Linked DNA regions of Mus musculus: region 2 is linked to region 1. The links are chromatin loops, found by intact Hi-C in ENCODE. Cell type or tissue: left cerebral cortex. All regions are shown on one strand. Links, peaks and the distances in the headings refer to the core of each region. The heading gives the core; the rest is flanking DNA. Region 1 has its middle 99 kb from the start of Gm40287. Region 2 holds the start of Lratd1 (LRAT domain containing 1).

Evidence for each region. Peaks named below come from ENCODE experiments on the same cell type or tissue, not always from the same donor. Only the 100,000 strongest peaks of a DNase experiment are listed, where the experiment ranks them.
Region 2: a loop joins it to region 1, with 5 times the contacts of the local background. A loop is called at or near these places in 2 of 42 quality-filtered maps.

What each region holds. Positions count from the first base shown.
Region 1 is chr12:15,499,527-15,515,531 of GRCm38, reverse strand. No RefSeq gene overlaps it. Among named protein-coding and RNA genes, the nearest start is that of Gm40287, 99 kb to the left of the region's middle. In left cerebral cortex, for the core only: a CTCF peak has its summit at 7,762 (motif pointing right); a DNase peak (open chromatin) is centred at 7,757.
Region 2 is chr12:14,141,734-14,157,738 of GRCm38, reverse strand. Lratd1 (LRAT domain containing 1) reads left to right here and starts at 5,701. Exons shown (of 2, transcript NM_029007.2): 1 at 5,701-5,917; 2 at 6,979-10,141. The coding sequence starts at 7,015. The coding sequence ends at 7,893. In left cerebral cortex, for the core only: CTCF peaks have their summits at 6,542, 6,748 and 7,585 (motif pointing left); DNase peaks (open chromatin) are centred at 8,269, 8,720, 9,440, 10,205 and 5 more places; H3K4me3 peaks cover 5,323 bases; H3K27ac peaks cover 3,472 bases.

The DNA of each region.
Region 1 (16,005 bases), core at 3,425-11,424:
ATGGATAGGTAGGCTTACCATAGTGAAAATGTCCATCTTACAAAAAGCAATCTACAGATACAATGCAATCCCCATCAAAATTCCAACACAATTTTTTAAAAACCTCAAAAGAGCAATTCTCAACTTCATATGGAAAAACAAACAAACACACACACACACACACACACACAGAGACACACAGACACACACAGACACACACACGGTAACCAAAACAATCCTGAGCAATAAAAGAACTTTTAGAGGAATTACCATCCCTGACCTCAAGCTGACCTCAAGCTGACCTCAAGCTGAAATAGTGATTAAAACTGCATGATATTGATACAGAAATAGACATGTTGGTCAATGGAATCTAACTGAATACACAGAAATAAAAACACAGACTTATGGCTACTTGATTTTTGATAAAAAAGCCAAAACCATACAATGGTAAAAAAAAATCATCTTCAATGAATCGTGCTTTTCTACTGGATGTCTGCAAATAGAAGAATGAAAATAGAACCATATTTATCACCCTGCACAAAACTGAAATCCAAGTGGACGAAGGAGCTCGACATACAGCCAGATACACTAAAGCTCATAGAAAAGAAAGTGGTAAATACCCTTGAACAAATTGGTACAGGAGAAAATTTTCTGAACAGAACACCAATGACTCAGGCTCTAAGATCAACAAATGATAGATGGGACCTCATAAATCTGAAAAGCTTCTGTAAGGTAAGGACACTATCAAAAGACAAAATGGCAGCCTACAGACTGGAAAAGAATTGTTATCAATCCTACATCTGACAGAGAGCTAATATCCAAAATTTACAAAGAACTCAAAAAGTTAGACACCAACAACCCAAATAACCCAATTAAATATGTTCTACAGAGCTAAACAGAGAATTCTCAATAGAGGAATCTTGAATGGCTGAGAAGCACTTAAAGAAATGTTCAAGATCCTTAGTCATCAGGCAAATGTAAACCAAAACAACTCTGAAGTTTCATCTTACACCTATTAGAATGGCTAAGACAAAAAACTGAAGAGATAATATATGCTGCAAAGATGTGGAACAAGGGGAATCATTTTTGGTGGAAGTGTGAACTTACACAACCAATTTGGAAATCAATTTGGTGGTTTCTCAGAAAACTGGGAATTGTTCTACCTCAAGAGCCAGCTATATGACTCCTGGGCATATACCCAAAGGATGCTCTTACATCCCACAAAGACACCTGCCCAACTATGTTCATAGCAGCTTTATCCGTAATAATCAGGAACTGGAAACAACCTAAATGTCCCTTAACTGAAGAATGGATTAAAAAAAATGTGGTACATTTATGAAATAGAATACTATTCAGTAATTAAAAAGAAAAACACCATGAATTTTGCAGGCATATGGATAGAACTTGAGAATATCATCCTGAGTGTTGTAACCCAGTCCCAAAAGGACATGCTTGGTATGTACTGACTTATAAGTTGATAATAGTGATAAAATACAGGTACCATGTTATATTCCACAGACCCAAAGTAGCTAAACAAGAAAGAAGGCGCAGCAAGGATGCTTGAATCTCACTTAGAAGGATGAATAAAACAGTCATAAGAGGTAGATGGAAGCTGGGTGTTGGTGGCACACGCCTTTAATCCCAGCACTCAGGAGGCAGAGGCAAGCGGATTTCTGAGTTTGAGGCCAGCCTGGTCTACAGAGTGAGTTCCAGGACAGCCAGGGCTACACAGAGAAATCTGTCTCAAAGACAAACAAAAAACAACAACAAAAAAGAGGTAGATGAAGGGAGGGAACTGGTAGAGAGGGAATTGGGTGGGACATAGTGGGGTTCAGATTCAGGTTTAGGGAAAGACAAGAGAGATGGCCAGATGGGCATGAAAATGAATGGAAATCTGCAATTAATATGGGTAAGAATGTAGGGAGCATCTCTAGGACTGGACACACAGAGAGAGAGAGATCTGGGATGATGGAAGAGCCCAAGAATTAATGGGGGTGACCTTAGCTGTGATTCATGACATTGCGGGTATGGAACATGAAGAGGCTACCACCTGTACCCAGGCAAGAACCACAATGGAGAGATAGAGACACCAATCCACCCACAAAACTTTCAACCCAAAATATATGTTGTCCACAAGAAATGTAGGCACAGGGGATAGAATGGAGACCAAAAGAATGGCCAACCAATAACTGTCCCAACTTGAGACCCATCCCATTGGAAAGCACCATTCCCTGACAATATTAATGATGTTGTGTTATGCTTGCACACAAGAGCATGTTGTTCTCGGAAAGGCTCCACCCAGAAGCTGACTCAGCCAAACAGTGGATAGCGCTCCAGAAATCTTATGGAAGAACAGGAAGAATGCAGGTCCCAAGGGGGATAAAGATAGGAACTTCACAGGAAGACCAACAGAGTCAACTAACCTGGACCCTTTGGGTCTCTCAGAATCTGAACCACCAACCAAAGAACATACATAGGCTGTACCGAGACCTCCAAGCTCATATGTAACAGATGTGCAGTTTGGTCTTTATGTGGGTCCTAAACAACTAGATCAGGGGCTACCTCAAAAGCTGTTGCCTGTACACGGGATATGTTCTCCTAGCTAGGCTGTGATATCTGGCCTCAGTGGGAGAGGTAGTGCCTATTCTTGCAGAGACTTGAAGTGCTAGGGTAGGGGAATACCGGGGTCGGGGTGGGGGTGGCAACCACTCAGAGGAGAAGGGGAAGGGGGTTAGAGGAAGGATTTTGGCATGTAACTGAAAAAGTAAAAAATAAAATTAAATTATAAAACAAACAAAATTGCAGTCGGGATAATGAACATAAAATGGGTCTACATGTGCAAGGACAGATGCCATTTAGAATGCCTCATTCTGTTTCTTATGGAAAATGAAGACATTTGATCCTTATTGTCCTCATGTGTAACTAATTGTGAAATCTACCATGATTTCATAGAGTCCTTATAAAGAGTGTTATCACAGTGAATATTTAATTATAAATCGCAATAGATCACCAAGTAGAAGTATGGTTGTTATATCTTTTATATATTTCTTTCTCCTCTTTTTTTCACATTGAGCTCTGTAAAGAACAAGACATTTGCCAAGGATGACATCACTGGGAAGACTCATTTCTGCGTATGTTCAAATGACACTCGGTCCTCATGATGATACTTTGGTGGTTCATAAGAAAACAAGTTCTGAGCATCTAACATTCATGTCAAGAGATGATATATTTTTCAAACTAGTATTCATAAAGAAATAAAATTTCTAAATTTGTACACACACCTGAAATACCATATTAAACATTTATAATTTTAATAATTATTTCTGATATTCTCATCTTCACCACAAGAGGCCACTATGACCCAATGTATCCATATTTAGTATGAATACAACTAATTTCTTCTGGTTTTGAAAATCGACTTGTTTTTCTAAAAGCAACGGTCAGTAATGCTTCTTTATTTCCTTTTCTTCCACTTTTAAAATAGCTGCCACCTCTCCTATCAGACAACATTCTTTCCCCTGATTCTATGGAAGAAGCCCAGGTCTTAAGTAAAGAAATCCATGGATTCACAGCTTGATTCCAACACCAAGGCAAACTGTTTAATTTTTATAAAAAGAAAATAATAGAATTAATTACTTCACTTTATTATCAAAGATATATTTCTGTCAATGTACTTAAAATCTTATCCAAGCCAAGGATGTTATCAACAAATACTAACTCCTGTGCCCCAGGAAGTTCAACACATACTTGTCTACACTCATCCCTCTGTTTGTAAATATGATTAAAGAATCCAAAGTGGTTTATATTCAAATACCAGGAGGTGAAGCGATGTGTGGGAAGGCAGTCTCAAGGATGGTTACAAGGTTGAAATTGCACAGAATAGTTACTGACCCATAAAGTGGAATTATGGATTCATTAATTTTATCTTTAAGTTACTAACTTCCCAAATAATGAGCATGCATGAATTTTCAAATAGAAAATATAAACATAAATATATACACAAATATAAACAACAACTCATTTTTTTAGATATCATTGCTCCTGCTATCTAATCATTTTTCAAACAATTCATGCAGAAGTAGAAAGTAAATATGGTAGGGGTGGGGTCCTTTATAGACTGCCAGTATGAACATAAGCCTTCCATTCGGGCCCAGGTATCAGACTTTTCATTCAATTTTATCACAAGAAACTGTTAATTAAATACAGTGGCAGAATAATTCAGTACAGAAAACATCAGATGGATAACACTTGTGATTGAGAGTTCCATTTAAACATTAATGGTGATAAGTGTGGCAGACATACTATAATGACTTTCCTCTTTTATGAGTGTATGTGTGCATGCATGAAAATGCATGTGTGTGTGCATGCATATACATACCTTTTTGTATACGTGCATGTGGAATTTAGGGGACAACCTCAGATATCTACCTCAGCAACTGTCATCCACGTCCTTTGTAACAGGGTTTCCCATGGGCTTATAGCACACTAGACTCAATTAGATATGAAGTGAGTCCCAACGGTCCTCCCACCTCTGCCTCATCAGTTCTAGGAATATAAACATTCTTTATCATAACCAGCAATCTTGTAGAGTTCTGGCAATGACACTCAGGTCTCCACGCCTGTACGGTGTGCACTTTGATGACAGAACCATCTCCTCAGCCCTGTGGTGTCTTTTATTGAGTTTGTCACTCTCCATAATACCTTAGAGATACATCCAGGATGATAAAATTAGAACTATCATTACTGAAGTATTTTTTTAAATAATTCATAGACAGCCAGGCGTGGTGGCACACACTTTAATCCCAGCACTCGGGAGGCAGAGGCAGGTGGATTGCTGAGTTTGAGGCCAGCCTGGTCTACAAAGTGAGTTCCAGGACAGCCAGGGCTATTCAGAGAAACCCAGTCTTGAAAAAACAAAACAAAAAACAAAAACAAAACAAAACCAAACAACAACAACACAAACATAGACAATGATGTAACACTTCTTACACAAAGTTGAGCAGAAAGTGTGATCCAAGTAGATTAAAATATATATATATATATATATATATATATATATATATATATACACAACACTTCTCATTTGCAATAATAAATATGTTATACATCACAATGCACATAGCTTCAGTGTACTCGTACTATTTGTCTCAAATGTTCTACTTGTCTTTTTGTAGAAGAAGAATGAAATACACAGGAACATTTTAGTATCCGGAGACTTTAATATTTGTCATACTGCCATTGGATTCATTTAAATAGGAGAATGCTACAAACGGAGAAGCCACAATATGTTTGGAAGTAGTCTGCATTTCCATGTCACATATTTATTTTCACTTTGTTTGGTAAATATCATATACATAGGATCTACCATTCATACAACATAGAAAAATAGTTCCTGCAACATCAATGACCTTCTCCTAGTTGAAGAAACAATTTCCACCTATGTTTATCCTTTCCAAAGGAAAACATGTAGTATTTCAGTTCCATATGATGCAAATAATTGGCAGTAGTCAACTAATTTTTAAGATCAGCATTTAGTATTGTTCTATAAAATCACATAAAAATATTGGTTACAATTACTCTAAATTAAGAGTTGGGATTTTAACATGTATAGGAGGATGTTTGTTCCTGGGGTCTAAAAATGTGGCAGGACCAGAGGCTGTGAAAATATTGGCCCTAGGGCAGAATCTATTGATGTGGTCTTTTTATATGGATATGTGATCAAACTGCCTTCTAAATCAACATCTTTATACTTACGGGTATGTAGTTCTCTTATCTTGGATAGAGAAACTTCTTATTGTAGTGGTCAGTAGTCAATGAAGAGACTCTCCAGAGTGCTGGAAATAAGTGACTGAGAGTATTCAGCAATAGAGAGGGCATCTATATCACTCCCAACCTTGAGGCTCATGGCGGGTAGAATAATGTAAATGCCAAAGAGTAGGAAAGAGTATTGTGAAACATTATTCTTTGGGCATGACATGACTCTTGCTCAAATGAACTCACAGCACTTGTGATCAAACCTGTTTTAGTTCCAGCATGGAGTGAGAAGGAGCTCCCAGGACCTTCCACCTGCTGAAGGAGCACTGGCAGTTGATGGCTGGTAAGCATTGGGGGAAAGAGAAGCACTTTTCACTGGACCAGCTAGATGTGAGTAGAACGCACATTCTGCAATGGATCATCTCTCATACTTCTCATACAAATGTACATAGGGGAAGCGCTTACTCAGTGGGTATGTGTGTGTGTGTACTGTGTATATGTGTATACGTACATACATATCTATATATGTATACGTATATACATATATATACACAGAGACAGACAGAGGATATGACATTGGGATGGGGAGATATGCTGAGATGGAGCAAGGACTAGAGAGGAGTTGGAGGGAGTATAGATGGATCTACTATGTACAGATATAAAAATATCAGAACATATAATATAGTATAAATCATTCCTTCACTGACAGTTAATAAACATAATTTTGAAATAAAGACTAGTCTATAAAAATTTTGACAGTGCCTAGAAAATTCCTTTCATATAATATGAAAATTAATGAGAAATATGCTGTCTTAGGCTTGTTTTTAAAATAAGATCTAGTTTTGTTCTCAGTGATCCCTCTTGAAAGAATATTTTCTTTGATGAAATTTGAGTGATGGAGGACTTTAAGAGAGTCTGTCAACACATTGCACTTCTATATGCCAGCCTCCTACAGCTCTGATCTGGTACCAAGATGTCTGCCTGTTAGGAAGCTTGGCATCACTCTCTTTACACCACCTGCAAGCTGGAAGTTTGTGAGACTCTTTGAAACCATTACCTTTACGAGATCCTGTATTTTGAATGCTCTGGCATTCTATGCCAAGCCATGCTAGGCCCTGGTAGAAAAGGTGTTAATGTCTGACTTATAAAAAGGATTGCTTGTGGAGTTACTGCTGTTTGTAAATCAATTCCTCCCTGGTTTTTGCCTGCAGATGATACATGGTTGAGTACCTCTCATGTGGCAGTTCCCTCCACTGAAGATCCTTTCTTTACATATTCTAATCATAGTGTAAATACTCAAAATCCATACAAATAAGAAGAATGATCTGGTTGCGGTTAAAATTAAAATCATACATTGAGTGTCCTCAATATTAACTCTGTAGCTCCGAAATTTGATGAAGATTTCAAGTATCTCAGAGTGGTATTAAATATTATCCAGCCCTGACCTGTTCCATTGTAGTGCTGCACTATAGGCATTTTCTTTAAATAAAGAAAAATAAATAAGAAAGAAAGAAAAAAAGTATGTATGTGTGAGAGAGGTTGACAGAAACAGAGAGACAGAGATAGAGACAGAGTCAGCACACAGTCTCTTGTTTGCTAGGCTACCTGGACTGCAAGCCTCTAGACATTCTGTAACCATCTCCCATTCCACTTTAGGAATGCCGGGATTACAGGTGATCCTTTTGAGTTTTACAAGGAACCTAAGGACCTGAACTCGTGAAGGTCTTCATATTTATATAGCAAACACTTTGCCCACTGAGCCCCGACTTTATGTCACCAGTGGCATGAGCTAGGAATGGTCAAAACTTTGAACACTTGCATTTATATTCCCTTCCTGCCACTCAATCACTTCCTGTAGGTCTTAGAATTTAATTCTGGGCTTAAATTGGATATCCCTTTCGACATTTGTCATCCCCGCTAATAAAGTAAGTTGGTGTCTTTTCCTGAGGCTTAGGGAGGAGGTGATTTAGATGTGGCTCCTACTGAAGGAGGCTCCTGAAGGAAGTGCATTTCATGCCAAAAGATGGCGCTATGCTCTCATTGTGTAAAGCGAAATTCACATTTTAAACCGCGTTCACCAAAACCACAATTGCTATCTTTTTTTCTCCCTCAAGCAGAGTTTATGAAACATTAATCAATTTAGAGAAGCTAATAAAAAGCCTGGAAAATGGATCCCAATGTTACTTAAATTATGGCCGTTTATCAGTAAACAGAGGGAATTTATGGGCCAGGTATTGGAGTGTACTAAAAAGGAGGCTGCTTAAAACAGCTTTGTTCCTTGATAAAGTCTGAGGACATTTTAATGCATATGAGGTTTGAATTTGTCACTGAATTTGGGGCAAAATTGATTTTCTTTTTGTTTTTTTTTTCTTTCAGTGGGTCAAGTTTGATGATCTTTATATTGAAATCAAACAGTCTATGCAAAAAAAAAAAAAAAAAAAAAACAAACCTTTGGTAAGTTATGGGTGGTTTTTCCAATATGGTTAAAAATTAAAAATATGGGTTTCTACCATAATTATATACCAACATTAATTTTTTTCCTAAGTTAGATTAAAAAAAACAAAAAAATTGGGATTAGTTTTACAAGACAATTAATTGGATAGCACCTGGGTTTTCTCCAACAGGGATGAAGACACTGGAGAGATCTGTACTTAGAGAATTCCAGAGGAAGGGGTCTATGCTGCAGTCTGAAAGAACTGTGTGGTTAGACAGGCTGAAGACCAAGAAAATATTTTCTGATCACCCCAAATGTTGGGTAGAATAAATTGTTCTACATTTCACAAAACACTAATCATTATTCCATGTGAGATCAGCAATATCATGAAGAACACAGGCAGATTGGGTATCACTAATTAGATACAATGGAATACACTTTAAGCATAAAGAGAACAGAAAGGACTCCAGAGATAATGTCTCAGTGGTTAAGAGCATTGACTGATCTTATAGATGACCTGAATTCATTTCCAAGCAGCCACCTGATGGCTCACAACAGTCTGTAACTCCAGTCTTCAAGAATCAGAAACTTTCTGACCTCCAAGAGCATTGAATGTACATGGCACACATACATAGATGTAGGCAAAACACCCATATATACACAAAAGAAAATGAAAAACAAAAAGACATAGAATGTGTTGGGAGGTACCTTGGACAGTTGGAAGGAAGATTGAAGGGGCAGGTATAATCATAATACATTGCATGCATGTATAAAATTCTCAAAGAAATAATAAAATACATTTAAATAAAGAGACTAGGATCCATCAGAGATAACTTGGGGAAACCAGATGTAATTAAGGCTTAACATTTTATAATGTAAAGTTACAGAAATTTATGGATAACATAGACTTCATGTATATCTTGGACATTTAAAGCCTCTTAGACATCATGTCTGATGTCCTGAAATAAAATGTGATACAGCATGCAAAATGCAAACCACCAAGCTAGGAGTTGGGGCACACAGGTTTTAGCACTTTTCTTCAGATTTGTGTTTTTCTAATGTATACAAAAGTAATGTGGGAAAGATTATTCTAAAGTCCCCAATAGCACTGAGACTCTATTATTATTTCCTTTCCCTAATACTGAACATAATAGATGTCATAAAATTTAATGACCTCCTTAACACAAGTGGTAAATTATATTTTACAATAAGAGGCTGAGTTACTATTCAGTAAATTTGTAAAGAGAGTCGTGCATTGCAAGTGCTTTTTTTTTTTTCCCCCTCACATTATCAGAGCTTGGGGAATGAATTTGAAGCAGGAAGAAATTCAACTTCATTTGTAGGGGGTTTGGCCTCTTCTCCCTTTGTTCCTCATCCACAGATATTTATGGACAGTTTCCATGTGCTTGGCACCTCACAGGATTGGTGATGGAGTGGCTATAAGTTACATGGCTACACTGCCTCTTGATGTTTAGGGCATAATAAATAAGTGGATTAAGAAACAGCTGGAGCATGGAAAGATATATACTCAGTGAAATACTGACAGACAGGCATCCAGAAAACACACTCTTCTGTGTTCCTCAACTTATTTCATGATATCTTACCTTTCCCAGGAGTTGGTTCTATCATGTTCTCAATGTCCTTCTCATCAACGGGAACATCTATACATAGGGTATACGGTATGCATTTGTTTCCTGGAACTGCTGTCATAAAATGCTACAACTGGTTTGAAACAGAAATTAATTTTCTCCTAGTCAAGAGGACTGGAAACTCAGAATTATGACATCAGTAAGCTATGCCCTGTGGAGTGTTGGGAGAATCTATCCTAGCTTCTGGTGTGGCTGACCATCATTGACCTTCTATTGTTTAAGTAAAGATGATTATAAATTATATCTCTTCAGATAGCCTTCTCTCTGTGCCTTTGCTGTGTCTTTCTGTCAAACACCAGTGTCTTTGTATTCAGGACCCTTATGCATCATAAAAGACCACATCTCAAGTGATTACATGGATAATCTATATTCCAAACAAAGACAAAGACACGGTTTCCTGGTTTTCTTGAACATTTGGAAGATCCTGCTTAAATGTATTGTTTTGAAAACTAGTGTTCTGAGAAAATAGGATACAGGAAGAAAAAGTGTAAGAAGAGATTTTGTTGCTAGCTAAGAGATATTATTGAATTGTGTGTATATGCATTTGGGTACAGTGATGTTTCCATCTGTTAGTTTATTGTATGCAGCCAAATCATAGATAATTGTAGTCTGGGATGATTGTGGGAACCCTAGAACTATTTAGGTTTCATGAACTTTGGTAGACATTTTTGTTATGCCCACCATGCCAGGATGAAGTGTCCTTTTCAGCCCCCATTGATCTCTCAGAAACAACATTGAGTATCCTAGTGATTTATTAGACTATGCCGGGGCCTAGCAAACACAGAAGTGGATGCTCACAGTCAGCTAATGGATGGATCACAGGGCTCTCAATGGAGGAGCTAGAGAAAATACCCAAGGAGCTAAAGGGATCTGCAACCCTATAGGTGGATCAACATTATGAACTAACCAGTACCCCGGAGCTCTTGACTCTAGCTGCATATGTATGAAAAGATGGCCTAGTCGGCCATCACTGGAAAGAGAGGCCCATTGGGCATGCAAACTTTATATGCCCCAGTACAGGGGAACGCCAGGGCCAAAAAGGGGGAGTGGGCGGGTAGGGGAGTGGGGGTGGGTGGGTATGGGGGGACTTTTGGTATAGCATTGGAAATGTAAATGAGCTAAATACCTAATAAAAAATGGAAAAAAAATAAATAAAAGAAAAAAAAAGAAACAACATTAAGGTTGTCAAGGGAGAAAAGTCACAGGAAAAAGAGACATACAGTTGGCGTAATCTTGGAACAAAATAATTAGCCTTGGAATTACTGAAAATATGAAGAATTCTTGACAACATAATGATTCCAGTGAATTCCTTCCCAATTTTCCTCAATTCAAAATCAATTTTAAATTGACTTATCTTGCCATTAGGAATGACATGTTTAATACGAGGGTTTTAAATGCTGACAGCATGAAGTCCTTTATGATAGATGTTCTGTTAAGCCTCAGATCACAAATCAAACTTTTAACGACAAGATTTATGGTTTTTCTATTTATTCAGTGAAGGTGAAATTTCACTGAGGGAGATTTAGATTTTGCAAAATGTAAGAAAATTTGGTATTCTAAAATCTTAGGCATTTGCTATTCACAGATAAGACCCTGACTGAGTTTTTAAACTGACTATGCACTTTCACACAGTATAAATTTCCTTTCTTTGTTGTCCTGATTTACCTCCTGTGTCTGTTCTTCCTCTGATCCCACTTTCTTCCTCATGTTCTTCTTGCTTGTGTTATATCTCTCTCACCTCTCTCTCTCTCTCTCTCTCTCTCTCTCTCTCTCTCTCTCTCTCTCTCTCTTTCCAACTCCAGTTGGCTTTGTCGTCCTTCTTGCCCTTCCCTTTCCCACTTCACTAGAAATAGCCTAAAGTGAAAGCTCAAGCACTGTAAATGACAGCTTTCTTTGTAGACAGCAGTAGATAGAGTCTGAACTTTGCAGGAAAAATAAATCCCCATCTAAAAGATCCTTGCAAAGTCTAAAATCATACAGTGGATTCTCAAAGTGAAAGGGTAGAGGAGAACATGAAGGTGAAAACCAGATTTTTCTGAGTTCACTCAATGTATTCAGAAAATATGGGAGAACAAAGCCAAGGGCATTACCTGCCTCTACACACTGGGGAGGGGGGACAAGTTAGGAAAAGATAGCTCCTCTGCATAGTGAAGTGTGCAGACATAGCAATTGCTTGCCCTTATCAGTAATCATTGAATACACGCTTACCTAGCGCATGTCTGCAATGCACAGAGAGAACTTGGATCCCTAGTGAGTATTAGTAGATAACTTTGAGGCTTGGATTCTGTCTCCTCTTCATTGGAATGTAAGATTTTAGAAAAATTACATGGAAAGACTGTGGTAAATTTCATGTGTCACTTCTTACAGTATTTTCCTCTGTGTCGGGGTTCTACCCTGAACTTTTTGGCCTATAGCAATGACTTGAAGTGTTTTCCCTTTAGTAGTTTCATTGTTTCCAGTTTTAAATTAAGGTTTCTGATCCAGTTTCAATTGAATTTTGTACAGGGTGAGAAATTATAGATCTAATTTGATTCTTTGGAGATAGATGTCTAGTATCATAAGTACGTTTGTTGAAAAGCTGTCATTTTGTTCAGTGAATGTGAGAAGCCAAACCTACTCCATCTTAGGAGCTTAGGTCTGGCTGCCATCTAAAAAAAAAAAAAAGCCTAAGAACTTGATATGCAGCTGAACTCAAGCTGCAACCAAGTATCAGGAAGAACCCAGGACTTTTTCTTGGCACATACTTCAGTTATCCCTAACCTATGTCTCCCAGCCTCCAGATCTGAATCACAAGTATGCCCCCCATTTCTGGATTCTAGTTCATTGCAGGTAAAAAGTCCAAAGTATTCTTGTTCAACTGCAAATGCAAACAATACTCTTAGCTGTGTAGTATCTTGCCTTGAGATCATGACTCCCCAAATCTCTTCATCTCCTTTCTTAATATCACTCAAACAGATCGGGCCCATTAGTGCTGCTGCCTCTGTTCTTCCAGGTGACATTGCATCCTTATTTTTTGCATAGGTGAGAAATCCTATAAAAAGCAGTTCTTACATTGGTTTTTACATTCTTGAACTCATGTTTTCAGTATTCTTTCCCACAGCTTTAGGTTGTCCTGAAGGTCAAAGCATTAGTATATTGCTGAGGAATACCATCTGTAGTCTCACGTCCTGGAATTTCACAGTCTGATTATGATGGAGTCATTAATCTTGGCAGGGAGAACATTCCCCAAAGGAGGGACATAAAGTAAAATATATACACTATTTTATAAACAAACCATATGCGTACAACAATTGTCGGCACACATGAAGACCCATGAGGTAACCCGATCTCAAAAGAACACACATGGTATGCACTCACTGATAAGTGGATATTAGCTCAGAAGCTCAGAATACCCAAGATACCATTTGCAAAACACACAAAACTCAAGAAGGAAGACCAAAGTGTGGATACTTCAATACTTCTTAGAAGGAGGAACAAAATACCCATGGAAGGATTTATAGAGACAAAGTTCAGAGTAGAGATGGAAGGAATGACTATCCAGAGATTGCCCCACCTGAGGATCCATCCCACAAAAAACCACCAAAACCAGACACTATTGTGGATGCCAACAAGAACTTGCTGACAGGAGCCTGCTATGGCTGTCTCCTGAGAAGTCCTGCCAGTGCCTGGCTAATACAGAAGTGGATGCTCACAGCCATCCATTGGACTGAGCATAGGGTCCCCAATGTAAGAGCGAAAGAAAGTATCCAAGGAGCTGAAGGGGTTTGCAGCCCCATAGGAGGAACAAATAATAAGAACTAACCAGTAACCCCAGTGCTCCCTGAGACTAAACCACCAACTAAAGTGAACACATGGTGGAACTCTTGTCTCTAGATTCATATGTAGCAAAGGATGGCCTAGTCGGTCATCAATGGGAGGAGTGGCCCTTGGTCCTGTGAAGGTTCTATGCCTCAGTATAGGGGAATTCCAGGGCCAGGAAGCAGGAGTGGGTGGGTTGGTACGCAGGGGGAGCAGATTAGGGGGTTTTTGGAGGGGAAACTAGGAAAGGGGATAACATTTGAAGTGCAAATAAAATATCAAAGAAAAAAGAAAAAAGAAAAAAAGAAAAATAACTAAGAAAGAATAGGTAAAAAGTTCCTACATAAAAAGGTTGTAGGAAATGGAGAATAGCTAATTACCCTGATTTGATCACTACACAATGTACACATATACCACATCACACTTTTGCATCCTGCAAATGCCATTATTTGTATTGTATGTGGATTAACTGCAAAGGAGATCTTAGGTAGTTTCATTTTCATGTGTGCAGAATCACCTTTGTAACAAGACTATGGTATATCACCACTACCTTTGAATACTCACTGTAATCTATCTGTGTGCTATCTCATTGTTTTTCCTCATAGAAAGTTTGTGAAGCAAATATTATCATTTCCATCTCATTGTTGACAACACTGGGACTATGAGGTGAACAGTAACTTTCCCTAGAGAAACCTTGCTCTCTGTACAAAAGCTAAGAACTCCTGAAGCTCTTGGCATGCCTCTATCTTTAGTACCACACAGACTCATGGTAAAATCCTCTCTCACGGGATCCAATGTCCTGAGTGTATGGATGTAATTTCACACAAGCAATATTTATCAAATGCCAATAGCATAGATGCCTTTGACCCCTTTGTCTCTCTAAGCATCAGTATCACAACGATATTGCATGCTTCTTTTATGGCTGCCTGTTCTCCAACTGTGATGTCTTTAACATACTATTGGTGTCCTGTGATCTGCCTCTAGAACTATAGAAATGATCTAGAATTCCAGAGTGTGCAATTTACTTTTTACAAAAGGAAAAGGAAGTTGATGTTACTAAGACCACAGGCTTTGAAACTTAGCACTAATGAAATTTAATCCATAGTACCCACTATATGTTCTAATAGTTGACATCAAGCTAATTTATTTGTTGCTTACATTTTAGAAATATTAAACTGAATGGACTCCTCCAGAAACACGTGATCTAAGTAAGACACAGGTACAAAATCTACAGAAGGAGTGCTCTGGGCAGTGAGTGTAAACAGGCAATTCAGAGTTCTCAGGAAGTATTTATTATTTATTATCTATGTGAAAGATAAAACTTTCATTGTGCTATGAGTGGACAATTGGTTTTAAAGACATGGGGAGAGATACAGGCCTACTTGTTAATAATGATCTCCATCCTACATGGTACCCACTGCACACTGAGAGAAACCAGGGAATAAGTAAATCTTCTGTTAGAAACTTTTAATGTCCTATGCACCATAAATGTCCCATTGAAAAGCTGCCAAATGCACACCCTATGAGGTGCATGTAATCTTTATTTTAGCCAAAATAGAGGCTGGGTTGAAGTCATAATTTTGACTGTAAACTATTTCTCCTTATGAGGCTTTCCACCACTGGCTTTAAACATTATTCTCAAAGAGTAAGTTTTGTAACATAACACTTGTAAAATTCTTTGCTAGTAGGAAGGACATATGAGTAAACACATCCTACTCAGGCACATGCATGGACAAACACACAGCACCCATCACGTACACATCAAAAATCACAGATGCTATCAAGCGTGCACTATGCTCACATATACACATACAACACACATGACACACCAAATACATGTATACCAGATATACCACGTGCACACCAAATACATGATACTATCAGAGATGCACCATATGTACATACACACATACATACATACACACAAACACACACACACCACACACACCATATACATGAATATCATACAACCATCAACATACATTCATTCTCATTGCAACAATTTAAGGAATACATTTATTTTTTACTTTTTAAAATATGGCATATGTCTATTCCCAGAACAACTTGAATGATGGTCAAAATCTAAGGAGAAACAAATTCAATGATTTTTATGGTCTCACTGATTATTAATTCTAAATTTGTTTAGAGAAAAACAATGGAAAATTTATAAGTAAAAGATTTTAGAGTGAGTTATAATTGTATTAAAATTTATTGAGTTTTAAGTTGTCAAGAAGTCACTCCTGTGTTCAATGATATTAAATGATACTTTTTTAAACGTAACTTAACTGACCATTGAGTGGTAAGCAGTATTTTTATAAAGACAAGAAGACTTTGGTATGCAGATTCCTCCACTTGAGAATAAACATCTATGAGAGATAAGCTTTTCCTGCT
Region 2 (16,005 bases), core at 3,283-11,282, 1.4 Mb after region 1:
CTCCTGGAAGGGTTGTCACTGAACTAGAGAGTGAAAGACTGATTTCTTATACGTGACTTGTACTTTGCTGGTAATTATAAAACACTATTCAGCATGCCTGTGGTGCTGTTTAAAATGCATCTTCCTAGAGCCAGTTCTGAGACTAAGTTTCAGTGGATTGGCAAAGAGCCTGAGAATCTGCATTTGGTGGTGGTGATGGTGGTGTGTGTGTGCGCGTGCGTGCATGTGTAATGGCTATTATTGGTTACTGATTTGACTATAACTGGAACAACCAAGTGGCTTAGTATACCTGTGGGAATTTTTTCTTAACTAAACTATTTGAAATAGGAAGACCCACCTTTAATCCAGATCTTTCGAAGAAGGAAGATCTGCCTTTACTGTGGGCCATACCTTCTGCCGGCAGCTGATGTAAAGGACATAGAAGAAAGAAGCTTTTTCTCCTCTCCTGCTTGTTCTCCCTCTTCTTAGCAAGTCCATTCCTTCGCTAGCATTAAAGCCTACATTTTCAGGATCCCGGAAGAGACCAGCTGAGACATACAGCCTAGGGAATAAACAATTGCTGGATTCTTATACTTTCTGTTGGTAGATAACCATTGTTCCACTACCAGTTCTTTTTCTGTAGAGCAGTGGTTCTCAACCTTCCTAATACTCTAAGCTTTTAATACAGTTTTTCATGTTGTGGTGAGTACCAACCATTAATTTCTTTCCTACTTCAAACTGTAATCTTGCCTCTGTTATGAATCATAATGTAAATATCTGATATGTAAGATATCTGATCTGCAACCGTTGTGAAAGACTCCATTAACCCTTAGCTCTTCCTGGGAGTACTCAGGAGTCTTTAGGGACTCAATGATTAGATGTCACTAAAGACAGGTTAATACAAGCACTCATTTGTTGATGAGAACTGAAAATGTAAAGAAAGAAACAAAAATAACAATAAGTGGTGAAAGAAAAACTCAAATCCTAGGAGGCCAATTAAGAAAAAGTAGAACATTTGAGTACCGATACATGAGAACAGGTGCAGAAAGCTGGGTTCTTATTGTATTTCACTCTAAGGTTATCCTATCATTCACATAGTCTAGAAAATTAAGATGGCAAACAGGATACTTAGTGAGAGTAAATAAGTTAGTCACAAAGATACTACAGGAATTTAGAGAGCGCACAGGGGAGACCTGTGATGAGAGTTAATGAGGACGACACAGCCATTTTGGATTCCTTAAATTCTGGGGATCTGTCATAGACCATTGTCATAGACCTGATCTGAGGTTGAGCTCCATCATTACCACCCCCACCACCCTTGAAAGTATTGCGGTGACATGGACTTGCTGAAATGCTACATGTACTCCAGGTAAGTCAATCCTGAATACAAGAAGACAATAATAGAAGAAAAAGCATACAAATAACTTATTTTAAGATGAGCAATTGCTATAGAGTAACTGTCATTACAGATAATCACAAATATTATAGAGTCTTCACTGAATACAGTTCATGTCTTCCTACCAATGCCAAATAATACATTAGTTTGTGTAGGGACATTATCTGGTTTACACAGCTATTCAGGAACCCTGGTCTCTTCCCATCTAATGATGCTTCTGTTTAAGAGATCTTAGTATTTCTACCATGGATCCTCTACACTTGCCCAAGCAGAAAAGAAAAGTTCATGTTAACCTTTCAGAAGATCAGTCTGAGAGTAAATAGCTTCCTCTCACTTCCACACACTGCGTTGTAGGTCTAGGTGTTTGGTAGGGTTCCCTAAAGAAAGGGCAATGGACTCCTTGAAGCTATAGTACAGGCTCACTTCCCAAGTGGCTACAGTGTATTCATTAATACAAATCAGGGTAAGTGTGCCAACTGCCTAAGGAAGCCAAGGACAGGAAACAGGGCAGTTTATTTCACTAAGTGATACATGCTAAAAGTAGGGCAGATAATTAAAAACAAAAGCATTGCTTAGCAAACAATGATAGAAATCAGTGCTCAGGGAAAACATACACTCCTGAGTCCTTTCTTCCAGGGTCAGCTGAAAGATGACAACCTAATCCAGAAAGTCAAGGACCCAAGGACCCAAGGGCCATGTCAGGAAAATATAAAGGAAAGGCTCTCCTCTGCTGATGGAGGAGGAACAAAGAGGGAAAGAAGGAAGATGACACTAAAAGGAAGAGTGACATTTAGAGATATGACTCTTAAGTCTCTCTAAGATTTCCACATTCCTATTACTCACACTTGGAATTGTTCATTGAAATGATTCCAAAGCTGGGTAACCAGGTGTGTTTAGTCTAGAGTTCACATATACAAACCCACAGAGTTTTAGGTGTGGACCTACTCTCAGGATGTTCACAGGGTTCCCCAAGACTTTAGAAGCAATTCCATACCCTGGGTAGGGACAGCCTTGAACACCCGGGCTATAGCTATTACCATAGCTGAAGTGGAGGATTCTCTCCCTGCTTCTACCAATAATAATAGCGAGTCATGCCAGGTGCCATGCTCATATACACAAATGTTTGCCCAGGAGGCAAACAGTATTATTATCTATCCATTTACAGATGAGAAACTGACAGCCACAGTGAACTTCCCAATCTTGAAGCATAGTTCAAACTTAGTTGGCTTCCAGTTGAGTTTTTAACAACTATCTTCTACCAGTTTTGATGACTCTGCAATTCTTCTAGATAGAAGCAGGGGCCATGCGCTTAGAAAATTAACACGAGACAATTTGCAAAAGATATCTTGTGGTGAACGTGGTCATTTCCAAATACTAGATTCTCTTTGTAATTGCCAAAGTTGACATAAAGTAGATGCATAGACCTCAATCTATTCTTGGATTCCTTCTTTCCTCTGTTTCATGATAATTCAGAGCTCCCTCACTACACTGAATACTTACTCCCATGTTGTGAATAAAATAATCAGCTTGTTAACCCCACAGGGGAGAGGGGATGAAAGAGAGAATCAAAATCTGCACACTAGATTTAAGATCCATGCAGTAACAAAGTTTCACTTGGAATATTCTCAGGAACATTAGGATACTAGGAAACAAAAAGCAGCCTGCCCACTCTGCACTCTGGGGTAGTAGGAGACACAACAGGTATTCTGAACAGCCTGCAGGCTACACTGGTGTGCCACTCTGACCTTGGGAATAGAGCCCTAAAAATACAGCTATTCAAAATCAAGGCCTGAGCTACCTTTAATGTATTCTTCTCACATACCACCTTAGATATCTTCCCAGCATCTCAGAGACCAGTTGATACTAAGAACGATAACCCTTCTTGATTTCATAAATTACTTGTTCAACTAACTCTCTTGACTTCCTAGACAGAAAAAAAAATGAGCTGTTTGTTATGTGTATCAAATATTAAAGTTGCCTTAAAACCTGTAGTTAGTGCTTTCAAGGAGGACAACTTATTTTCTAACAACTTCCATGTGGACTGCCCTGGTTACTCTTCTATTCCTGTGAATAGACACCATGACCAAGGCAACTTATAAAATAAAAGTATTTATTTGGGGGCTTACAGTTCCAGAGGGTGAGTCTTTGACCATTATGGTGGGAGCATGGCAACAGGAAGGCAGCATGGTGCTGGGGCAGTAGCTGGAAGCGTACATCCTTATCTACAGGCACAAAGGGGGGGGGGGGGCAGAGCCAGATAGAAAGACACAGAGAGACACATAGAAAGAGAGAGATAGACAGAGACAGAGAGATAGAGACACAGAGAGAACTGGGGGTGGCCTGTTTTTTTCAAAGCCCACCCACAGAGACATAGCTCTTCCATCCTGGCCACACTTCCTAATCCTTCTCAGAGTTCATCAATAATGACCAAGCATACCATTCCCATTCAAACCACTAATTGGACACTGGCCAATTTTCTAAATTAATTTAAGTAAATACTATACAGATGACTGATTTAAAACCAGTCTTTTTTCAGCAATACTTATCAAGTCTCTACTTTGATAAATCACTGCCCTTGCATGCTATGAAGGCAGACAACATTCGTGAAAATAATACAAACCTGAAGAGAAGGTGGAGGCTATGTACCTTGTAAAGAATCAGGCAGACAGCTCAGCACAGAAAGGTTGACACATTCTATGAACTTAGGCCCAATAACTAAAGTACTTGAAACACTTGCTTTTGTTGTTGCTGTTTTTCACACTGTGAAAACAAGATTTAGTCTATCAGCAAACACTGTAATTTATATAAAAAGTAAACTTTCTATGAACTTTGAGGAGGTTGTTGTTGCTGACTGACCCCAGGATATTTCCTTATTTGCTACAAAGCAGATTTTAGTGACTACCCTATAAAGGTCTGGGGGTTAAATTGCCTACTTGAACCTCTAAACACAGGGATGGTGGCCACTGTGGTCAATTTTCCTTTTGGTTACTACTGAAGCTCATTCTCTGTCAGTCATTGCCAGGGGGCCCAGAACTCAGCGGCATAGTCTGCAAGCCTAAGGCACACGTGTGCTTCAGGTTTGTAATGAAATGAAGTGGTCTGAGTTTGAATTATGGTCAACAGCTCCCAGAAGGGAAAGGAAGGGGCTATGGGGAAGGATGAGAGAGAGGAGGAGGGTGAAAGGAAGAGGGAAAGGGGAAGGAACATGGGGGAGGGGGGCGAAGAGAGAGAGACAGACAGACAGACAGACAGACACACAGACAGACAGACAATCATCTCAGAAGCCCTTCAGTGTAAAAGTGACATTAAAACCTGACCCAGAAACTCTAAGAACTCTTCCAAAGTTTAAGGCAGAAAAGTTTAGAAACTGTCTAGAATTTCCTTTTACGGAAGAAAGTCACTTTGTATCATCCAGTGTCCCTAGTGCGTTCATTCACTGAGTTCCCATCCTTAAGGACTAATGGACACTTTATCACACACACAAAACCAAACATGATTCCCTTAATTAGGACAGTTTTGGAATTGGGAAACACTTCTGTGCACTAATATCAGCTAGCATTTGAGATTCAGCCCTCTCACGGGAAACGGGAGGTTGAAGACAAAGGAACATTCAGAGAAGGTGCCAGCCAAAGCTCAGACTTTCTGGAAGCCTTTGACACCTACATGGTTCTCCTTTTAAAACCAGGCGCCGGCAATGGCGCTGGGTCAGCACTTTCACTTGGCTCAAAGGACAGGCGCTGAGCACCATCATGCAATTTCTAAGGCGGCTGTGACTGACAGGAACAGAAGCAACTGTGCGACAGCCGGGAGCCAAGCAAGACTCCGAAGTCCCATCAAAGCAACCTCAAATACGCGGTTCCTGGTTCCTAGCCACTCACAATGCCTTGGCCACGCAGAGCGTTCTTTTTTTTTTTTTTTCTTTCTTTCTTCTTCTTCTTTTTTTTTTTTTTTTTTTTCCACCCCCAAACTCAGTTTTCCTTCTGGAATCTGTCCTCTTATAATACAGAACACGAACGCGGGCGGACTGTGTTCTCAGTTACTAGGGACTCGGTTGCAAAGGAGCAGCTGGGTGTACTAGCCACGCCCCTCTTATGCTCCCCACGGGTGCTCACACCTACGCTCCCAATGCGTTGAGGCTGGGGAATGCTGGGGGCTGGGCAGGGCGGAGCACAAAGGAAACCCGCCCCTGATTCCACCCCCAGCCGAGATTGGCAGGGCTCGGGGACGAGTCCTAGCCAATGGGCGCGTTCCGGGGCGGGCCTGGAAAACGGCTGTTCAAGGGATTTAAGAGTCGTCCGCGCGGCTGTAGGAAAGCGGAGTGGAGCCAGGACTTGCCAGGTGGAGCAGACGCCCAAGCCAGCGTAGACACGGAGCGCATCCGCACCGCTCTGGGTACCTCACCTCACTGCTCGTCTCCGGATAGATCGGAACCGCAGTCCCACGCGACTCCAGGACCCACTCGCCACTGCCGCCTCCACAGCACCCATGGGGACCTGGAGACTTTAAAAGGAGTTTGGGGTTTCGGGCGCAGGGAAATCACGGGTACGGAAAAGCCGCTTTCTTTGCCTTAAAAAATGGTTTTTCTTCGTCCGATTGTGTGAATTGTGTGCTGGGTTGAAGAGAGGGGCTCTTCGGGTTGAAAGTAGACGTCTTCACACACACACACACACACACACACACACACACACACACACACACACACACACCACTAATACTCACCATGGGTTTCGCCTTGCCTCCCCTGTCTCTTTGTTAGGTTATTTTAGACAGAGCAGCCTCGCCCTGGCGCAGTCCGATTGGCTCTATGAAAAAGGCAAGCAAGGAGAGGGCAGAGTGCACCTGCCTGCGTGGGCAGGTGTGTCCCAGTGCTTGAGAGTACGCGCATTGACAAGTGTGCAGGCGTTCGTCCGGAATTGTGTAGGAATTGGGGGTAGATGGTGCCAATGTGTGGTCTCCAAGATGTTTCATTGTGGGTGTATGACATTAGCATTGTGGGTGTATGTACCAGGCTGTCAGTGCCTGGACTCCAAGTGTGCAAAATGCTGATGGCAAGTGAATGCCTGCAAACGAGTCTTGCCCTTGTGAAAGAAGCTGTCGGGGATCGGGTGTGACCCAGTCCAAAACGAGTAGGTGGGCTACAAAGGATGGCGACCACAATGTGAGCTCAGCTTGCTGTATTTCGGGCCTTGGGGCTTCTCTTGACACCCTCCCTTCCTTCTGGGTATATCACCAATCTGCCACAACCTGCGCTCTCTTCGCCCACTTGAACCTTACATGCTCTCTAGCCCGCCTGTGGTTTCTACTGTGGAAGTTACCGGGCAGGGTTCCTGGGCAGAGTCAGAGGCTGGCTGAGCTGGTATGCTGTCTATTCTGGCCCTGAGACTGGTGCCTTTTTCTGTGCCCCCCCTTTTTTCTTTTCTTTCTTTCTTTTTTTTTCCCCCCCTTTTAACCCCAGGTCGGATCTGCAAAGTTGGCTGTCGCAGGCGACTCAGTGCCGGTGGTCAGGCAAGCTGCAGGCCCCTGGGGAACTGAACGCCTTGGGGAAGGGACACCAGGAGGGTCAACCCGGACTCTGATGGTGTCTATCCTCTCTCCCTCGGCAGATCTCAGTTGCTGGCCCTGGCCTCGCCGCGTCATTGATGGGCAACCAACTGGACCGCATCACCCACCTCAACTACAGCGAGTTGCCCACTGGGGACCCATCTGGGATTGAGAAGGACGAGCTGCGAGTCGGGGTTGCCTACTTCTTCTCGGATGAGGAGGAGGACCTGGACGAACGCGGGCAGCCGGACAAGTTTGGTGTGAAGGGCCCCCCAGGTTGCAGCCCTTGCCCAGAGAGCCCCAGCCGCCACCACCACCACCTGCTGCACCAGCTCGTCCTCAACGAGACTCAGTTCTCCGCCTTCCGGGGCCAGGAATGCATCTTTTCCAAAGTGACCGGCGGCCCTCAGGGCGCCGACTTGAGTGTCTACGCGGTCACTGCGCTGCCGGCGATCTGCGAGCCAGGCGACCTGCTAGAGCTCTTGTGGCTACAGCCGGCGACCGAGCAGCCCGCGCCAGCCCCTCACTGGGCCGTCTACGTGGGCGGCGGGCAGATCATCCACCTGCACCAAGGCGAGATCCGCCAGGACAGCCTGTACCAGGCGGGCGCGGCCAACGTGGGCCGGGTGGTGAATAGCTGGTACCGCTACCGCCCGCTGGTGGCCGAGCTAGTGGTGCAGAACGCCTGTGGCCACCTGGGCCTCAAGAGCGAGGAGATCTGCTGGACGAACTCCGAGAGCTTCGCTGCCTGGTGCCGCTTTGGAAAGCGCGAGTTCAAGGCTGGCGGGGAGGTCCCCGCAGGAACGCAGCCGCCGCAACAGCAGTATTATCTCAAAGTGCATCTGGAGGAGAACAAAGTCCACACGGCCCGGTTCCACAGCCTGGAGGACCTCATCCGCGAGAAGCGTCGCATAGACGCCAGTGGCCGCCTGCGAGTGCTGCAGGAGCTTGAGGACTTTGTGGACGACAAGGAGTAGCCTCAGAGGGGCAGCTCGGCGTGCCAGTTCCCACGCCCGGAGTTCCCTTTCGGTCCCCGCAGTTCTGCACCCCATGTTCCCCTAACGCGCCCGCCCAGGGCCAGCGGCTGGAAGCTTCGGGAACTCACCACCACCCACCGCACTGGGCGGGAGCAGCTGCGCGCTCCTAAGACAACCCTGGTGTTGGTGATCATGCCAGGGTAATCCAGCCTGCGCCTCTGCCCTGGGTTGTGAAGGGAAAGAGGGAGTGGGCAAAAGGGGAGCAAGGACACTACCTTTCCAGGGAGCCAAGGGTCAGTGACTCTTCTGCAGACAGGGCAAATATCCTTAGTCACAGGGAACCGTCACCCACCACCCCCAGATGTGCACACACAAACCAGTCGGAGGTGAGAGTTGGTCTTTTCAGGACACAATTCAACTCCCGAATGGAGAGTGGATGTGCCCCCGGATATCAGAATTCCCATGAAACCGAGCCTGTCTCTGTACTTTGGAGCACTTCAGGGACTCCAGGTTACCCTGAGGCTGCCTGGAACTGTCTTGCAGCTCTCCAGCCCAGAGTCTCCTGACAAAGCATTCCAGGCTGAGCTAGATAGGATTGACTTCTCAGTTTGAGCAACTGGAAGCCGATGCCATTCCCGGCTTGACCGACACTTGCCAGAAGGAAAGCCTTCTGGGTCCCGGGAGGAAAATGGTTGAAGCACCTTTTTGGGAGAGGAGGGCCTGCTGGCTCCGGAAAAGGAGCTAATTCACCTGGCCTGTGGGCACTTGAACTTAGGAAGGAGGAGGCTTTTTGCTCGGAAGCCCTTGATTGCTTCCCTTCTCACTCAGAGTCCTGTATTCAGCGGGACTGAAGGAGAGGGAGGCAGGGAAGATCTACAACATTCCAGAAACCAGCATTAGGACAGCCTAGCCAGTGTCTTTAGTTTGGCTTTTCCTAACTAGAAGGCAGGAGGCAGGAGGCAGGTGGAGATTGTTTGTAAAATGAAACAGCAGTTTTCCAACGATATCAACAAAGCCTACAGTGTCGATGCTTCTCTTGATCATTTTTAGTAACATGCTAATGAAATTTCAAATTGAAATTTTTATTTTCATGGCTTTAATCCATGATAGCTTAAATACTGGGGGCCATTAGGAGTGGAATTTAGCTAAGACCTTAGCTGACATTGCTTTCACTCTGGTTTTTCTCAACTCTTATGAGAATTCTGTTTGGGGATATTATAATTATTCCTTTTTTTTTTTTTTTTCCTGGCTTTACAAAGTAGGCCTGCAATGGTGGAGCTGTTTATTAGTGTGTATATTGTACTGAATTTTTTCAGTTCAAGGGTCTGCTGCTTTGGTGAAAATTGCTAGCAAGTTCCATGAGGGTTCTTTTCTTCATTCTGTTTACCATCATCATCTCATCTTTGCATTCCCCCCTCTCCTCACCTCTTGATCCCCCTTGAAAGGAATTTAGAGTTCATGGGCTTTGGGGCCCGCTTTTGTAGCTTGTCCTGATGTTTATTTCTGAGAACAGGGAAGCGCTCTTAGAAGCAGGACAGAATGTGTGTCTTTCTAAACATGAAGGTTATGTGACGCTCCTTTCTTTGGGCAAGAGTTTGTGGATTTTTCTCCAAGGGGTACAACCCCAGCCTAACTGATCGTTACTTGATTCTTTGTGTTACACACACCTTGGAAGGTGCACAGTCTCTCATGAGGGAGTTTGTCAAATAATGATGTTTAGCTCATGGTTGCAAGCAATTGGATACTATGGTTTCATTGAACAGCAAACACTATGTCCAAAGCCACTTTCTTGGCATTTCAAAACTAATGCAATAAAAACTAGTAGAAGTTAGCAGGCAGGGAAATGCCATTTCCATGGTAAATGGTTTGTTTCTGTTTTCTGGGGATTTTTGTTGTTTTATTTTGTTTCATTTTGTTCTCATGCTGGATTCATTCTCTGATCTTGAGTCAAAAGGTCAAATCAATGAAATATGAACTAAAGTATTTTTCTGAAGCCAATCGAGTGATTTATTTTTTAAAACTGCTTATGTTTTTTCTTTCAGCACATACAACAGCAAAACTTTTGTAAACTTAACCTTTGCATGTATGGAGAACTGAAAGTCATTTATTTCTCTAACTTAGTCTTTTGGCAAATGACAGATTGATGACCATAAACCGAATTCTTTCTTGTGTCTACACACACCATATCCTTTCCTGTGTCCTACTACTGTATCTTGGCTCCCTGCTGAATTAAATACCATCCTAAGCACTGGTTCCAACAGGACTCCTTCTTGACACTGTGTCAATGAGTGGGCAAAAGAACTCATCAGTCTCTATCGCACCCAAAGCTGAATGATTTCTTTGATGGGATGTGTATGCTTTCGAAAAGGGCCATGCTAACAGGGGAGTGCTTCATAAGCTTTATACTTGCTGAAACCTGATGGCAATGAAAACCAGATTGGGATTTATAAATAGCATTTGTTCTTAGAGTGATCTACTGAGGTCTTGGTGGACGATGATACTTTTACAAATTCACAATAATAAAACATCGATAAAAAGGGGGGGGATTTGAAAGGGGGCTCTAAGGTTTGATATCCCTTTGTATGGGTCACTTGAGTTTTATTGTGGGCCAGTCCCATTTCTCTAGATCCTTATTGGTTACAGGAATTAAGCCATGAATCTTGTAACATTTGCAAAAGGACAATAAAGTAGCGTTCAGGGTTTTTTTTTTTTTTTTTTTTTTTTTTTTTTTTTTTTTTTTCCTGTCCTTGGGAGCTCTGTAGTAATTCCCATGATGTGAAGAGTGTGAAGCTGAACTCTGTTCAGCCCTTACCAGGGTAAAGGCCACCTCACCTTTTCTCCCCTGCTAAGAGTCGTATTTGAAAAGCAAACTACTACAGAGAGAGAGAGAGAGAGAGAGAAATTTAAAATGCAAATGAACTTAACTTACTTCATTAAGCAAGCAAACAAACAAAATGAGTAAGACATAGGAAAGGTGAGCTGGGCAGACACGTGAAAAATAAAGCCCTCCAATGCCAGTCCTTTCCAAGTGTGTTCTTTCCTTTGAAAAAGAAAGCCTATAGAAGTTGTATGTGCTGCACTAAAGCAATGCAAACAAGCAAAATCAACTGTATAAGTGAGCTGAATTGATAGGTATAAAATTTCTTCGGTATTTAACAATTTAAGTGAACTTTATGTCAGCATTTTCAAATGTAAAAGAATTACACACACTAATCTGCATTTAGAAAATATAACAGTTTACCAGACACAGAAGTAAGTTTGAAGCTCATGACTTTTTATTCATGTTTTCCCCATTCAGTATCATGTGTCTTTGACGAACACTTTTGTTTAAAAGTTGACATTTGTCAGAAAAGTATTTTATTGATATTTGCAAAATAATTAATTTCCTGAGTGTTCAATTTAGTCATCCTCCTGATCTTCCAGTATCCTCTAGTGATTGCATCTGTTTTACTTCCAGCATCTCTAAGAACTAAAAGACCAAGTCACCTAATATACAAGGTAAAGTCAAACTAAAGCAAAATTAATAACAAATTATACAATAATAATAATAAAAGGCCCCTAATTTTCTCTTATGTACATGCATGTCCTCAAAGCTCCCTGTTGCTGCTTTTTATCACTGTTGGTGCTATACATGGTGGAGCTATGGACCCTTCATGGCTTCCCTTACATTAAAGGAAGATATTGGCTTGTGTTTTTTTGGAGAGACCATTTGCCGCTTGAACAGAAGGCTACGGATGAAAACCCACAGGTTTCCAGGTGCTTTGAAATAGAGTTTCAGTTAGCTAAAATTTCACCTAAAACCCTCAGTTCATTTTCAGCAGTTTTAGCTGTTAGAAGAATACTGGTATGTACCTGTCTATAATAAGGTACATTTCCATATATAAGTTTCTGCCATTAGCTAGACATTTTATTCACACACACACACACACACACACACACACACACACACACACACACAGTTTTTTAAAGAGCAGATGGAAAGTGACTTAAGGTTTTAGAAAAAAAAAAAAAAAAAAAAAAAAAAAACAGGAGGCAGAATGTCCACGGGTTAACAGTTAACATAGTTCATGGGCAGTTGAGCACAGCATGCTGTGGCTAAAACCAAACACAAACAAACAAAATATGTGTGGCTGACGCAGTTAGCTTTTATTGCATACCCCACCGCCCGTGTTGTGTCCCCTTTTATTCTCTCTCTCTCTCTCTCTCTCTCTCTCTCTCTCTCTCTCTCTCCCTTCCTTCCTTCCTTCTTTTCCCTTTTTTTTTTTTTTTAACTTTTGGCTGGCTTATTTTTTTGAAACAGGCTTGCCTGCAATTTTCAGTATAGACTAGGCTGTTGGTTTCAACCTCAAAATGGTCCTCTAACCTACCCCACCTGAATGCTGGAATTACGGGCATGCACCACTACCTCCAACTTAGTTTCACTTTTTGAAAGTGAAAAACAAATAAGCCAAAAATAATCAAAAGCAAAATCAAGATTCAAAGAAAATCTGAAAAGATCAGGAGGGGATGAAACAAGTAAGGGTGGCGAGAAACTGCAGAGGTTATAGAATTTTCTGAGCTAGTAAGCTCTTCAGCAGGAGATAACTGTTCTTCATTCTAACTGAAGACGGCAGAGAAAAACGGATTCTAATGTGCAACACTTGGATAATTTATGAAGTTCTCTGGCTTCGTAACTCAAAGTTTCCTTTTGAGGATGTGGTACCTGTCTTACACCAATATAAGAATGCCAAGAGTTTGGATATGCTGGGATGGAGAATGGTGTTCTCTGCCCATGCTTTAAGTGGCTGAGCATCCATTAGAGCAGCCCCCAGCTGCAGGCTTTCACCAGTTTCTGTTAATGACTGAGGGTATGGGGGCACATATGGGGTACAAAAGGTATCTCAATCGTGTGGGTTTCAGTAATTATTGATCACTTAGAAACTCAGAGAATGCTGGCATTCAGTGGGAAGGAGACATGAGCTTCCATAGCTGAAATCCACAGAGATGGCTTGGAAAGCTTCTGGGCCACCTCCTAATTAGGATTAGGTCTCAAGGGTTCCACGAAAAGTAAAAGCTGTTCTCTTGCCTTTTGGTCAGAAGGGTGAAAGCACACTAGTATTTCTGAGTCTGTCCTCCCTCACATCCATCTCTCTCTCACCTCAAGAAGAGATTTTCCTAGCAGGAAATGACAAGATTATTCCTTCAGAGGAAGGTTATTATTATTATTATTATTTTTATAGCTCTTGCTACAATCATAAGACACAAAAATGTTCTTCATTTGTAGACAAAGATGAGAATACAAGCTTACCTTGCTGGGATAATTAGATTTGGTGCTGTTTGGTCAGGGTGTATTTTTTCTTTTCAAATAAACATTACTCATTTTTGTACATAGTAGAATAATTGCTATGCTTGCTGGCTTTTATAATCCAATTATTTTTGTATGTGAACATAAGTTCTGAACTTGGTTTAATCTAAATGGCAGATACTTATGAAATATTATGTATGAATAGAGGCAATACCTTAGTTTCCAGTTCAAAATAAATGCTTCAAAAGCCAATGGAAGGCAGGCTCATACCAACCAAACCTCTGGGTACTCTGGCACAAAAGTATAATCTTGAGTCATCCTGAGCTACACTTTGAAAATCCATCAAAGCAGCAACTCAGAGTTCGAACAAAACAGTAAGATGATAGTTGACTTATCAATTAATTAATTTGCTTATTATTTTCTTTCTAGTGGCAATATGTCTGTGATATCAATCGAGGTATTAGTAATCTATTCAGGCTTCAATGGAAAATATGAGGTTATTTTATTATAAGTATACTTATATTTGTGTTAACAAATAAGTTAGTTATTATAAATTCAACGATTTTCTCCTTCCAATAATACTGAAGCATGCTAGCTTATTCACTAATTGTGAAGCCCAGTGTCTTTAGTTTTCAGATTCCCCTAAACAGTATACAAATCTGGGATAGTCACTGAAGATAGTTTCATTGCATGTTGCCACTAACAGCAATATACATGTTCTGTCCTTTTGTGTTCATCGGTAACATGGCCCTAGGGTTGGGAGTTCTGAGGCAAAGGAAGTTCAGGGAAGTGTAGTCAGATATAAGTCACAAAACTATAGGTGTTTCAGATAGGTTAAAAGTCAAGATAAATGGCAAACAGTTGTTTGAGGATATGTGCATTTTATTATATTGTAATGATACAATATCCAATATATTACATAGGATATATTCATATTAGAAGTTATGTTTAGTGAAATTAGACAATAATCACCTTATTATAGACCCTGGGGTTTAGAGTTGTCAGTCTAAGGGCATTTACTTCCTACCCACAGCACAAGAGGTTTCACATTTCTTTTGTGACCCCAGGATTTATCTTTCTAAACACTCGTGGCCATGGTGATATTTCCACACACAGACAGTTTCATTGTTCACAAGATTCATCACAAAATACTTTAGTAGGACAATCACAGTCCTCCATAGTGTGAATCTGTCCATGCCTAGTTGCATATCCTACAACTTTCAGACCCAAGCTGCCTACATTTGTAGAACATGTAGTTTTAATTCAGGCTCCCATGACTTCCTATCTTGTCTATTTTATTCAGTCTTCCTGTCTCAAATCTAGAATGACAAGCCCATATTTATCCACTTTTCAAGGACCAAGATCTACCCAAAACTAGAGTGGTTTTGATCATTTTATTCTGGAAATTTCCATTGTACTTTCCTTAGACCACCACATACACTCTTTCCTCTGTGATGCATGTCAGTTAAGTCTTTTGTATCACACATGTTTGTTCTATGGAAGACAAGAATATTATATACTGTGTTCATTCTTTTGTCATTGCAAAGCCTTGGACTATCAAGTCTTATTTAATGGATGGAAAATCCTGACAGTCGAAGAGATGGCTTCCCACATTAAGTGAACATGAACTTACATGTGACACACTCTACATACTACTCAGTAGGAAGCTAACTTCTATTTAGGAAACTAGCTACAGTGATGAACATTTCCTATTGCACTATATTTATTACAAATGTTAAGAGACTAGCCATGTATAGTATAAAAGCTTTTTCTGTCTGCAGCACAGTAGGATATAAGTTCTTCATGAATGGCCTTTATAAGTTTCACTACTATGGAATTGCAGGCTCTTTCCCCTTAGCTGCAAATTTTATAGACAACAAAGGATTGGCATTCAAGATATAAACATGAGACAAGGAATTTTCCACGGAAGTTTCTTTAATAAAAGGAGGCATGACTGCCCTAAGAATTTTAGTCAGAATAGAAAAGTCTACAAAACACAAGTCCTTTTTCCTTTTGCAAAGGGAAATCTCTTTCGATCTTACCCCTAAGCCACTATATTTATAACACTTGTGGAAGAGAAAAGGTCTTGCTTGCTTGGCATTTCCATGATGGGGGAAGAATTGATAAAGAAAATCATCCTCCTCTGATTAATATGTTTTGGACCTCCAGGCTTGTTGAGCAGTGAGAATAATCTAAGATGTTGTTGAGTGTTCAAAATGTAACTAAATTAATGTCTTATGAAATGTATATGCTTCTATAGTTAATATTTTCCCCAGAATTCTTAGGAAGGTTTCCCTGGAGTTTTCTGGGAAGTTATTATTCTCATAGTACCCCTAGGCACTTAATAGAATTTAATGTGGTTTGAGCCATACTATGGTTGTTAGTACCCAAGGAAAGCTATTTCAACTTGGGATTTTAAGCTATATATAAGGTCTGGGGGAGACTATGGAAATTCAAGAATGACATACTTTATAAAATACAAATACTAATTTGAAGTTTGAAATCTAAAGAATCAGTGATATTGGTGAAGCATAGCTTTTTTCTAAAGACCAATTTCCAAAGTAGACAGAGAAGATTTTTCAAAAAGCATCTTCACCATTCTCTCAGAACTCTATGCTTGCATGCCTCTGCTTTATCTCTGTAGGCTTTTATGAGACAGGATTGACAAAGGAGAACAGACTCTGGACAAGTTCCTCCATTCTTTATAGACCAACAAAACAAGTCATCAAAACCATTTCTCTTCTGCCCCTATTATTCCCTAGAGCCTTTAAAGACTTTCCATAACTTAGTAGGGGGAAATACAGGCTCCCCGGCAGCATGAACATTAT